Linked DNA regions of Homo sapiens: all the other regions are linked to region 3. The links are chromatin contacts, found by Hi-C or POLR2A ChIA-PET in ENCODE. All regions are on one chromosome and are shown on one strand. Each heading gives the region's core, a stretch centred on a gene start or an enhancer-like site at or near the end of the contact. The rest is flanking DNA. Distances are from core to core; before and after follow the strand shown.

Region 1 (3,804 bases), core at 303-2,802, 750 kb after region 3:
TGCAGTGAGCCGAGATCACACCACAGCACTCCAGCCTGGGTGACAGAGCAAGACCTTGTCTCAAAAAAATAAGAAATAGAAATATATATATGCTGCCACAAGAAATTCACTACTTTTTAGCAAAAAACACAGATTCCTAATTAAAGAAAGGGGAAACCTCTCTCTAAATAACTTCAGAATTCGGGGCAGAAAACGCTACATGTGGAAACTCGTCTTGAAAAACAGTCCCGTTTGTGAACAGGAAACACTTGGACTACACTTTTTCCATCTCCACGAAGGACTTAAATGTGCAGCATTGATGAAGAGGCAGTTAGCCCCAGTCCTTACCATTTCTGCATATTCCACCTGCTCCCCCTCATGGTACAGCTCTGGGGGCAGGTTATAAATTCGCAAGATGTTATCAGCACTATTGGTCAAGATGCAGGAACCGTCAGGAGCCCTAGAAACAGGGGAGAGTTAGAAAGCTGGCCAGACCTATGCTTTTCAAGTGTAGGGCTAGGGCTGAGCCTGCCTCTGGGGTAGGTAAGCCCCCCTGAATCCTTGAGGGAAGTAGAAGACACAAACTGCTAGATAAAATGTAAGCTCAGTCTAAAAGGGCTACGTGCCGCTTCTCCCAGCTCTGGGGCATCCCTCTCCTAGAAAACTGGACTGTTTTACAGTGAAAATCTCGGGGGTGGTCAGCTCCCTGCCCCGTTGTTATCCTTACCACTTACAGCCTTTCAAGAAGTTCTCAGGTTGGGTGCTGAACTCTGACCAGGAACCACTGAGAAATCGAGGCAGCTGGGAGAAGCTGTAGTTCCAAGCGCTGAAAGGAAGATGGGGGACAATAAACCTGGGTCGCCAAGCAAAGGGGGCAGAGGCCTGGAGAAGTGGGTCTCAGGACCAGAGGACAGATCGACCTCACACTTCATCTCCCCAGACTCCACACTCCACTGCCATCACCACTTACGTGTCTCCCTCGTCCTCTGCAGCGGGTTCCCCAGAGGTATCTTCCATGGCTTTTCCAGACCCCAACTCTGGCCCGTTCGCTTCTTCTTCAGAAAGGCTCCCGTTTGCTTCTTCTGCAGGAAGGCTTGTATTTTCAGAAAGTTCTTGCTCCTCGATTCGAGGACTCAACTCACTAGGGGAACCAAACTCTGTTTCCAGGGGAGTGGAGAGAGAAACTGGGTCCCCCTCCCGTAGCTCCTGGGACACAGCTGAGCCAGCCACAGGATCTGGGGACAACCGGGGCGGATCCCCCCTTTCGGGAGGCGGTGGCATCAGTTCAGAGTCCGCATTTTTATTCATCGGGGAAGCGTGGGGAGAAGGATGGGCTGGAGCTGGGTCCTGGTCTGAAGGACAGCAGTCCGGAGCTAACGGTTGAGTCTCCAAAGTCTTCATACTGCAGAGGAAGCACAGCGGAGATTAGCCTCAGCCAGGATGGCTTCGAAGTTCTCAGGGATCCGACGCAGAGCTAAAGAAACCCACCTGTGCTTCCCTCCTCTTCTGGGAGTAGGCAGAAGACTCCCGGGAGGAGAGGCGAACAGCGGACGCCAATTCTTTTGAAAGCACTGTGTTCCTTAGCACCGCGGGTCGCTACGGGCCTCTTGCTGTCGCGGGATTTCGGTCCACCTTCCGATTGGGCCGCCGCATCCCGGATCAGATTTCGCGGGCGACCCACGGAACCCGCGGAGCCGGGACGTGAAAGGTTAGAAGGTTTCCCGTTCCCATCAAGCCCTAGGGCTCCTCGTGGCTGCTGGGAGTTGTAGTCTGAACGCTTCTATCTTGGCGAGAAGCGCCTACGCTCCCCCTACCGAGTCCCGCGGTAATTCTTAAAGCACCTGCACCGCCCCCCCGCCGCCTGCAGAGGGCGCAGCAGGTCTTGCACCTCTTCTGCATCTCATTCTCCAGGCTTCAGACCTGTCTCCCTCATTCAAAAAATATTTATTATCGAGCTCTTACTTGCTACCCAGCACTGATATAGGCACTCAGGAATACAACAATGAATAAGATAGTAGAAAAATTCTATATCCTCATAAGGCTTACGTTTCCATGTACTGAAAGCAATGAACAAATAAATCTTATCAGAGTGATAAGGGTTGTGAAGGAGATTAAATAAGATGGTGTGATATAAAGTATCTGGGAGAAAACGTTAGGGTGTGATATTACGGAAAGCCTTCCTAAAAAATGACATTTTAACTGATGAGAAGAAAGGATCCAGCTGAGAGCAAACGCAAAAGCTTTCTTCCTTCCACCCTTCATATTTGACACAATGCAGGATTCCTCCAAAATGATTTCCACCAATTCTGCCCTCACAGCTCTGGCTTGCAGAATTTTCCACCCCAAAATGTTAGTATCTACGGCACCAGGTCGGCGAGAATCCTGACTCTGCACCCTCCTCCCCAACTCCATTTCCTTTGCTTCCTCCGGCAGGCGGATTACTTGCCCTTACTTGTCATGGCGACTGTCCAGCTTTGTGCCAGGAGCCTCGCAGGGGTTGATGGGATTGGGGTTTTCCCCTCCCATGTGCTCAAGACTGGCGCTAAAAGTTTTGAGCTTCTCAAAAGTCTAGAGCCACCGTCCAGGGAGCAGGTAGCTGCTGGGCTCCGGGGACACTTTGCGTTCGGGCTGGGAGCGTGCTTTCCACGACGGTGACACGCTTCCCTGGATTGGGTAAGCTCCTGACTGAACTTGATGAGTCCTCTCTGAGTCACGGGCTCTCGGCTCCGTGTATTTTCAGCTCGGGAAAATCGCTGGGGCTGGGGGTGGGGCAGTGGGGACTTAGCGAGTTTGGGGGTGAGTGGGATGGAAGCTTGGCTAGAGGGATCATCATAGGAGTTGCATTGTTGGGAGACCTGGGTGTAGATGATGGGGATGTTAGGACCATCCGAACTCAAAGTTGAACGCCTAGGCAGAGGAGTGGAGCTTTGGGGAACCTTGAGCCGGCCTAAAGCGTACTTCTTTGCACATCCACCCGGTGCTGGGCGTAGGGAATCCCTGAAATAAAAGATGCACAAAGCATTGAGGTCTGAGACTTTTGGATCTCGAAACATTGAGAACTCATAGCTGTATATTTTAGAGCCCATGGCATCCTAGTGAAAACTGGGGCTCCATTCCGAAATGATCATTTGGGGGTGATCCGGGGAGCCCAAGCTGCTAAGGTCCCACAACTTCCGGACCTTTGTCCTTCCTGGAGCGATCTTTCCAGGCAGCCCCCGGCTCCGCTAGATGGAGAAAATCCAATTGAAGGCTGTCAGTCGTGGAAGTGAGAAGTGCTAAACCAGGGGTTTGCCCGCCAGGCCGAGGAGGACCGTCGCAATCTGAGAGGCCCGGCAGCCCTGTTATTGTTTGGCTCCACATTTACATTTCTGCCTCTTGCAGCAGCATTTCCGGTTTCTTTTTGCCGGAGCAGCTCACTATTCACCCGATGAGAGGGGAGGAGAGAGAGAGAAAATGTCCTTTAGGCCGGTTCCTCTTACTTGGCAGAGGGAGGCTGCTATTCTCCGCCTGCATTTCTTTTTCTGGATTACTTAGTTATGGCCTTTGCAAAGGCAGGGGTATTTGTTTTGATGCAAACCTCAATCCCTCCCCTTCTTTGAATGGTGTGCCCCACCCCGCGGGTCGCCTGCAACCTAGGCGGACGCTACCATGGCGTGAGACAGGGAGGGAAAGAAGTGTGCAGAAGGCAAGCCCGGAGGTATTTTCAAGAATGAGTATATCTCATCTTCCCGGAGGAAAAAAAAAAAGAATGGGTACGTCTGAGAATCAAATTTTGAAAGAGTGCAATGATGGGTCGTTTGATAATTTGTCGGAAAAACAATCTAC
Region 2 (4,158 bases), core at 896-3,395, 550 kb before region 3:
CACACCCAGCCAGGATGGACTTTTGACACATTCAACAGCATGGTGAATCTCAAAACAATTAAGATGAATGAAGGCATCTAGACAAAGAAGAGTACATACTATATGATTCCATTTATTTAAAATTCTAAAATTCTAGAAAATGAAAACTAATCTATAGTAACAGAAAGCAGGTCAGTGGTTGCCTAGAGGCAGTGGATGGATGGGAGGAAGGGACTAGAAAGGGCCACAAGAAACCTTCTGGGAGTAAAGGACGTTCATTATCTTGATTGTGGAGATGTATTTTCATGGGTCTATATGTATGGCCAAAGTTCTCAAATTGCACTGTTTACATATGTGCACTTTATTGTATATCAATTATATCTCGATAAAGCTGTAAAAAAATTTTTAATCCTACAAAGAAAACTCTAGGCCCAGATGATGTTACAGATAAATTATTTCAAACATCTAAGGAAGAAACAGTACTAATATTACATAAACTCTTTAATAGCATAGAGGAAGAGGAAACACTTTAAAAAATAATAATAATAATGGAGATAGGCTCTTGCTATGTTGGCCAGGCTGGTCTTGAACTCCTGGGCTCAAACCATACTCCCACCTTGGCCTCCCAAAGTGCTGGGATTACAGGTGTGAGCCACTATGCCCAGCTGGAAACACATTCTAAGTCTTTTTGTGAGGCTAGTATAACTGGATACTAGAACCTGACAAAGACGTTACAGAAAGAGAGAATAACAGGACAAATTCTGTCATGAATATAGATGCAAAGTTCTAAACAAAATGTTAACAAATTCAACCCACAGTGTACAAGTAAGATAATGCATATGACAAAGTGGAGTATTTTCTAGGATTGGAAAATTGGTTTAATATTAAAAGATCAACCAATGAAATTCACCATGAAACAATACAAAGGATAAAAAGACATATGATCATCTCAATAGATGCAGAAAAAGCACTGGATAAAATTCAACACTTGTTCAGAATAAAAATTCATCAAACTAGAAAATTTCCGTTAGCTGATAAAGTGTAATTCATATGGAACTAATTTTGTGTTATGTACAAGATAGAAAGGATTCTATTTTATTTTTGTATATGAATTATCAACTATGCCAGCAACATGTATTGAAAGGGCTCCCCCTTTCTCCTCTGACCTGTAATGCCATCTAGGTCTTAAATCATACTTCCACATATGTGCAGATCTATTTCCACTGACCTGCCTATACCTGCACCAGTACCACCCAGTCATAGCTTTAGGACGCATTTTGATCCTTCATAAGGAAAAACCACACCACCACCTCTGCCCACCCACTTCCTTTTTTTTGAGACAGGGTCTCACTCTGTTGCCCAGGCTGGAGTTCAGTGGTGCAATCTTGGCTCACTGCAGCCTCAACCTCCTACCTCAGCCTTCCGAGTAGCTGGGACTACAGGCGTGAGCCACTGTGCCTGGCCACACTTCTTCCTAGGAGTATCTTGTATATTCTCAGTCCCTTGCTCTTCCATATACAGTACTGAAACACCTGAGCAAATTCCACTTACAACTTTGTTGGGATTTTTTCTTGGGGTTGGTCGCATCAGATTTGGTGAGACTTCATTCTTATACTTTGCTATGAGACATGTTTTTCTTTTAACGTGTTTATAAAGACTGATTTAGTCTTTATTTAGTATGTCCAACATCTGGCTTCCTCTGAGACAATTTCTATTGACTTTTATTTCCTGTGTGTGGGATATACTGTTTCTTTGAGTGCCTCATAATTTGTAGTTGAAAACAGGACATTTTACATTTGGAAATCAGATTCACACCCCCTTCCCAGCGTTTGTTGTTGCTGCTGTTTGTTGATATTGTTGTTGCTGCTACTGTTTAGTTTGTTTAGTGGCTTTCCTGTACTAATTCTATGAAGTCTGTATTATTTGTTTTGTGTGGCCAAGGAAGTCTGTGCTCCTTTAGCTTAGTGGTCAGCTAATGTTTAAATAGAGGTTCTTTAAATGCCCAAACCAATTGATCTCCCTGCACTTTGCCAGGGAACTGTGCGTGTGTGTTGACAAACACTCTGATTGCCCTAGTTAGTTTACATCTCTGCCTTAACTTTCACTTCCTGCTTGAGCACATGCCGAAGGTCAGCTTGAGGTGAGAGACTGGGGCCTTGTCAGGTCTTTCACGGGCATGAACATGTGCCTACTCTTCTAGATCTCCAGGACTATGTCAGAGCTTTCCAAAGCCCCCTAGCTCATTTCCCAGATTTTGCCAGAGGCAGCTGCACTGTTAAACAATTGCTGTTGATTGCTTTCAACAAATACTCCAGTAGTAGGGCAAGCTCTGAGTCAGGTCAAATAAAAACATCTGTGAATGGGGCTTTTCCAGGGAATTGCCAGCGCAGTCAAATAGTGACAGTTCTCTGGGATGGGACCTTTGGGGGTGCCCCAAAACCACCTGCCTCCTCCAGTGGCTGCAACATTGCTGCTTTGCACAGCTACCATGGTTGTAAGATTTTCAAGTCTACCTCAGAGCTGGGGAGAGGGAGATGAGAACAGGGGAAGTTAAAAATGCTGCAGAACTCACTGTTCTTACTGAGAGTCAGCATTTTTTCTTGAATAAATGCTCCTGAGATTGTTGCAAGTTTTTGGTTAATTTACAGAGTTCTAAAAAGGTTTTTATTTTATTTATTTTTTATTTTTTTTGCCAGTGTTCTCACTGCTTTTATGGAGGAATGAATTTTGGGGGGTCTCCACTCTGCCGTTTTGGAAGTGCTTCTCCAGGATTGCATTGAATCTTATAGGTCAGTTTGAAGAGAGTTGATATTTTTATAATACATTTTGTCCATAAAATGGGATAACTTGCCAATTATTTCTATGTTTTTCAGTGAAGTTTTACAGTATTCTGTATATTGTCTTGTAAATGTTTTATGTTTACTGTCCTAGCTTATGTTGCAACAATTATCTTGTAATTTAAAAAAATATGTATTTTGTTAGTTGCTGGTGTACAGCAACGGAATCCATTTTTTTGTACAGTGATTCTAGAGCCAGTTATCTTAACTGCCAATCTTATTTCTAATAATTTCTTTCTTTCTTTTGCTCGCTCACTCTTCTTTCTTCTTTCTTTCTTTCTCTCTCTGTCTCTCTCCCTCCCCCTTTCCTTTCCTTTCCTTTCCTTTCCTTTCCTTTCCTTTCCTTTCCTTTCCTTTCCTTTCCTTTTTCCTTTCCTTTCCTTTCCTTTCCTTCTAGATGGAGTTTTGCTCTTGTTGCCCAGGCTGGAGTTCAATGGCGCAGTCTCAGCTCACTGCAATCTCCACCTCCCAGGTTCAAGCGATTCTCCTGCCTAAGCCTTCGTAGTAGCTGGGATTACAGGCATCAGCCACCACACCTAGCTAATTTTTGTATTTTTAGTAGAGACGGGGTTTCACCATGTTGGCCAGGCTGGTCTCAAACTCCTGACCTCAGACAATCCACCTGCCTCAGCCTCCCAAGGTGCTAGGATTTCAGGCATGAGCCATCGTGCTTGGCCTATTTTTAATAATTTCTTTGTGTCTTCTTTTCAGTTTTCTGTATAGACAAGCATATACTCTTTGAATAATGGCCTTTTCTTCTTCCTTTACAATGTTTTTAAATTGTGTTGTTATCTTAATATTCTGGCTGGGGTATCTGATATAATGGTGAATAGAAGTGGTAACAAGGCACATCCTTGTCTTGTGCCTGATCTTTTTTTTTTTGAATCCATATGTGTTTATTTAAAATTAACTGCTCTTGGAAACACCCTGCTCTTCACATGCTTTTTCAAAAATACCTTTGTTGAGAAAAAAGTTACATCCCAAACAAATCACTCATTTAAAGTGGTTTTTAGGATATTCAGAGTTGTGCAACCATCACCCCAATCAGCATTTTCATCACCCCAAAAACAAACCCCATGCCCATTAGCAGTCACTTAACTATTTCTTTCCAACCATCCCTAAGCAGCCACCAGTTGACTTTCTGTCTTTATGAATTTGACTGTTCCAAACATTTCATACAAATGCAATCACACAATACAGGGGTGATTTGCAACTGGCTTGTTTCACTTAGAATAAAGTTTACAAGGTTCATCTATGTTGTAGCTTATGCCTGATATTAAAAAGGATGCTTCGGCCGAGCGTGGTGGCTCATGCCTGTAATCCCTACACTTTGGGAGGCCGA
Region 3 (3,766 bases), core at 296-2,795:
CAAGATCTAAGTTTTACTAAGGTTCCTACTTATTTTAAGCTCTTTATCCAACTTCAATTTATTTAATTTAAAAAAATCAAAAGAACTACAGCTTCAGAAGATTTAGCAACTTCTATCTGGATCAAGTCAACCTCTAACCAGGGCTGGCCAAAGGTTTTGTTTCTCACGCACTCTAATTTTAAATAACAATAATTTTAATAATAATTCAGAAGAAATACTTCACTTGGTTTCCCTTTACTTCTCTTCAGCCCATGACTTAACGCTGCACTGTGCCCATCAACTTCACGATTTAGCAAAGCAATTAACCAGCAACTCCTGAACAAGCTTCACAGGAAGATTTTTCTCATGACTGAGCAGCCGTTTTTATCCTAGGTGAGTTTTCTCAAAAATAATTGAGTAAGTAATCTACCAGCTTCTGGCATATCTTTGGCAAGTCACATTTTCTGCCTTGTTTTGTAGCTGAGAAGGGTATAAAAATCCCACGAAAAGAAACCAGAACTCCGAGCCTAGAAATGTAAATTATGATCCAAGCTAAACCACTCACCAGTTGGTTGAACCTAAGTATAAATAATTACCCCCATCCCAGCTCCATTTACCCATCGAAATGGCGATAACATAATCAGTTGCAACCACAAGGTGATGCGGTTAGAAAAAGATAGGAAGAAGAGTGCTCTGAAACGTGTAAAGGTGCTACGTAAATAGAAGGTAATAATCAGTGGTGACAGAACTCTCACCTCCTTTGCAAAACTTAAAGGGTCATCTCATGGCTTACAGCAAGAAAAGAGTCGAGCACAAGTAACCCGAGCCCGTTGGTGACACTTTGCCGAACTCCAGGGGGAGGATGATTAGCAGTTCCGGGCGGGAGTCAGGAGAATGCCAATCCGAGCCCAACGTGGGCTGCTCGCGCTCTCGCCCCCCATGGGAGAGAGGCACTGAGAGATCAAAATGCAACCCCGCTCCAAGCCACCCTCGCAAATGAAGGAATTTCGAAGAGGGGGTAGGAGGAGGCGGGCTGGGCGCGCCGCTGCCACCTCCGACTGGGCCACTCCTTGCGCCGCCAGCGCCCCAGCCCACGGTGCCACGTCCCGGCCTCCGTCACCGCCAGCCCTCACCCTACCCGGAACGGGGCACATCTTCCGGAGGCCACCGGAATCGTTCCCTTGCAGGCGCCCCTGGGGGGCCACACATCGGACCAGGGAAGGGAGGGGACAGTTAGAGCGGTTGGAACAGTTGCCCCCAGGCTGGCCGCCCCGGAACCCGGCCCGGCCCGCCCCGGCGGAGCCTCAGACACGGCCCCGGGCCGGGAAGGCTCCCCAAGGGCAGGCCTCGGCGCCGCCGGCCCAGCGCAGCCCCTTAGGGAGCGGCCCCGCGCTGCAGGCTCACCTCCAATGTGTCAAAAGCGCATGTTCGCCGCCGCTCAACCGACGTCTCCCCTCCGCCGGCCCGGCCAGGCCCGCCCAGCCGCTCGGCTCAGCTCCCCTACGCAGCCCCGAGCTCCACTCAGCGTACCTCCGCGCCCGGCTCCTCCCCGACACGTCAGGGACTGCCTGGGTGTCCGAGGCCATTCTGTGACGCACGGGGGCGGGGCTCGGAGCATGCGCGGCAGCGCACGGGTATGCGGGGCGGGGTGGGGCGGGGCTGGTGTCACAGGGGGCGGGCCAGAGCCCGGCGCGCTGACGCCAAGCTGACGGCGTCCTCTTGCGCAGGCGTCCTCTTGCGCAGGCGCTCCTGGACTCTGCGACCGGCTGGTTTTGGCTTGTGCAGTTCCCTGAAACTGCTATTCGGGAGAGTGGTGCCAAGACGGATGGGAACCTGCCTTCAGTTTTCTGGCCACCAAGGCCCTTCAAGTGTCCATGTGTCTGTGTTCCCGTTTATAAAATGAATCTCGGCTCATAGTTCACCTCCGAGTCCATTCCCCCTGCTCGAACACCCAATGGAACATCAGGAGCATTCTAAGCATCACTCTCACAAAGCTCTGTGTTGTTTTTACAGAACTTCCACTGTTTACATTTTGTATTTGTTCTCATCTTCCTCCAGTAGAATTCTAAGTTCTATGAGAGCTAGAACCTCTTATGCCTTGCTCATCCCAACAGATAACTTGGTTCTAGGCAAAGTGGACGCTCAAATATTTGATGAATGAATGAATGGATTCGTTGGCACAAAGGGGATTTTATATTTGCCCATTTATATATTGTATATATCTGAGCATATATTCATTTTTGTATACATGCGTGTACGTGTGTGTATGGGTGTGACTTTCTCCCCTCCAGGTCCCCCAAGAAATGGAGTCCTATGTGTATATATATACCTCTTACAATCCATCTTGGTTTTTGTTTGTTTGTTTGTTTGTTTGTTTTTGAGACGGAGTTTCGCTCTTGTTGCCCAGGCTGGAGTGCAGTGGCGCGATCTCGGCTCACTGCAACCTCCGCCTCCCAGGTTTAAGCAATTCTCCTGCCTCAGCCTCCCTAGTAGCTGGGATTACAGGCGCCTGCCACCACGCCCGACTAATTTTTGTATTTTTAGTAGAGACGGGGTTTCACCATGTTGGCCAGGCTGGTCTCGAACTCCTGACCTCGTGATCCGCCCGCCTCGGCCTCCCAAAGTGCTGGGATTACAGGCGTGAGACACAGCGCCCGGCCCCATCTTGCATTATTAATGTTTATATATTTTTAGTACGTAAACACACACGTGTATGTGTGTGTGCGCGCGTGTGTATTCCCTAGCGGACTTGGAAGCAAGCTGGAGACGATACTAGCCCAAAAAGGAGGGAAAGAGGGATAGGCAACTTACATAGGGAGTGGAAACTTAAAGGAAGAGATACATTTTAAAAACAATTTTAAGAACTTTTGCTGTATAATGTACAAGGTAATCCTTTCCTTTAGGAGATGGGGTCTACTGTGTTGCCCAGGCTGGTCAAGAACTCCTGACTTCGGCCAGGCGCTGCAGCACTTTGGGAAGCCGAGGCGGGCAAATCACCTGAGGCCAGGACTTCGAGACCAGCCTGGCCAACATGGTGAAACCCTGTCTCTACTAAAAGTACAAAAATTAGCCAGGCATGATGGTGGGCACCTGTAATCCTAGCTACTCCGGAGGCTGAGGCAGGAGAATCGCTCGAACCCGGGAGGCGGAGGTTGCAGTGAGCACCACTGCACTCTAACCTGGGCGACAGAGTGAGACTCCGTCTAAAAACAAACAAAACAAAACAAAAAAGAACTCCTGACTTCAGGCAATCTTCCCACCTCAGCCCCCCACAAAGTCCTGGGATTACAGGCACCAGCCTCCATGCGGCACGCAATGTAATCCTTTCCAATTTCAGTGCTTTTAGGATTGGATTTGTGGGTGTGAACACAAAAATAATGTGTAAGACATGCCTCAAGGTGAAAACAAAGTGAGCCTAGGAGGCCCAGTTTATATTTTTGAGGGCGATGGACATAAACAGGAACAATGCAAGATGGATTGTAAGAGGTACCCAAATCAATAAAGATCAGAGAAGGGATTAATGGGGTTTGTGGGAAAGGTAACATATTACATATGCCTATTATGAATAATATTATGAATAATATGCATATTATGAAAAAACTATGCATGGATTTCCAATTTTTTTTTTGCACAGGGCCAAGCATGGTGGCCCATACCTGTAATCCCAGCACTCTGGGAAGCTGAGGTAGACAGATCACTTGAGCCCAGAAGTTCGAGACCAGCCTGGGCAGCACAGTGAGACACCTGTCTCTAAAAAAATAAAATAAATGTTTGCACCAAAATAAAT

Evidence for each region. A loop is a pair of places that touch in the nucleus more often than their neighbours do. ChIA-PET counts read pairs that join two places held with the same protein, here RNA polymerase II (POLR2A). Pooled maps may share reads with other maps.
Region 1: a loop to region 3 is called in a pooled map, with 18 times the contacts of the local background. The contact joins the promoter of WRAP53 here to the promoter of NDEL1 in region 3. A Hi-C loop is called at or near these places in 2 of 37 single-sample maps with no recorded cell type and 8 of 50 pooled maps. POLR2A ChIA-PET finds 5 or more read pairs at or near these places in 1 of 52 experiments (CD4-positive, alpha-beta T cell).
Region 2: a loop to region 3 is called in a pooled map, with 2.6 times the contacts of the local background. The contact joins the enhancer-like site here to the promoter of NDEL1 in region 3. A Hi-C loop is called at or near these places in 1 of 37 single-sample maps with no recorded cell type and 4 of 50 pooled maps. POLR2A ChIA-PET finds 5 or more read pairs at or near these places in 1 of 52 experiments (naive thymus-derived CD4-positive, alpha-beta T cell).

Annotation. Positions count from the first base shown.
Region 1 is chr17:7,686,225-7,690,028 of GRCh38, reverse strand. WRAP53 (WD repeat containing antisense to TP53) reads right to left here and starts at 1,552. Exons shown (of 11, transcript NM_001143992.2): 1 at 1,468-1,552; 2 at 950-1,381; 3 at 707-805; 4 at 328-439. The coding sequence starts at 1,380. TP53 (tumor protein p53) reads left to right here and starts at 2,539. Exons shown (of 11, transcript NM_000546.6): 1 at 2,539-2,652. RefSeq lists enhancers at 1,601-1,650, 2,449-3,648, 3,609-3,658, 3,122-3,669, 3,689-3,804.
Region 2 is chr17:8,983,443-8,987,600 of GRCh38, reverse strand. No RefSeq gene overlaps it. Among named protein-coding and RNA genes, the nearest start is that of PIK3R5-DT, 20 kb to the right of the region's middle. Within about 2 kb of position 2,145, at least 5 of the 41 ENCODE cell types and tissues checked have a DNase peak (open chromatin) inside an H3K27ac peak, as active enhancers do.
Region 3 is chr17:8,433,663-8,437,428 of GRCh38, reverse strand. NDEL1 (nudE neurodevelopment protein 1 like 1) reads right to left here and starts at 1,545. Exons shown (of 9, transcript NM_030808.5): 1 at 1,384-1,545. RefSeq lists silencers at 992-1,231, 1,272-1,471, 1,572-1,741.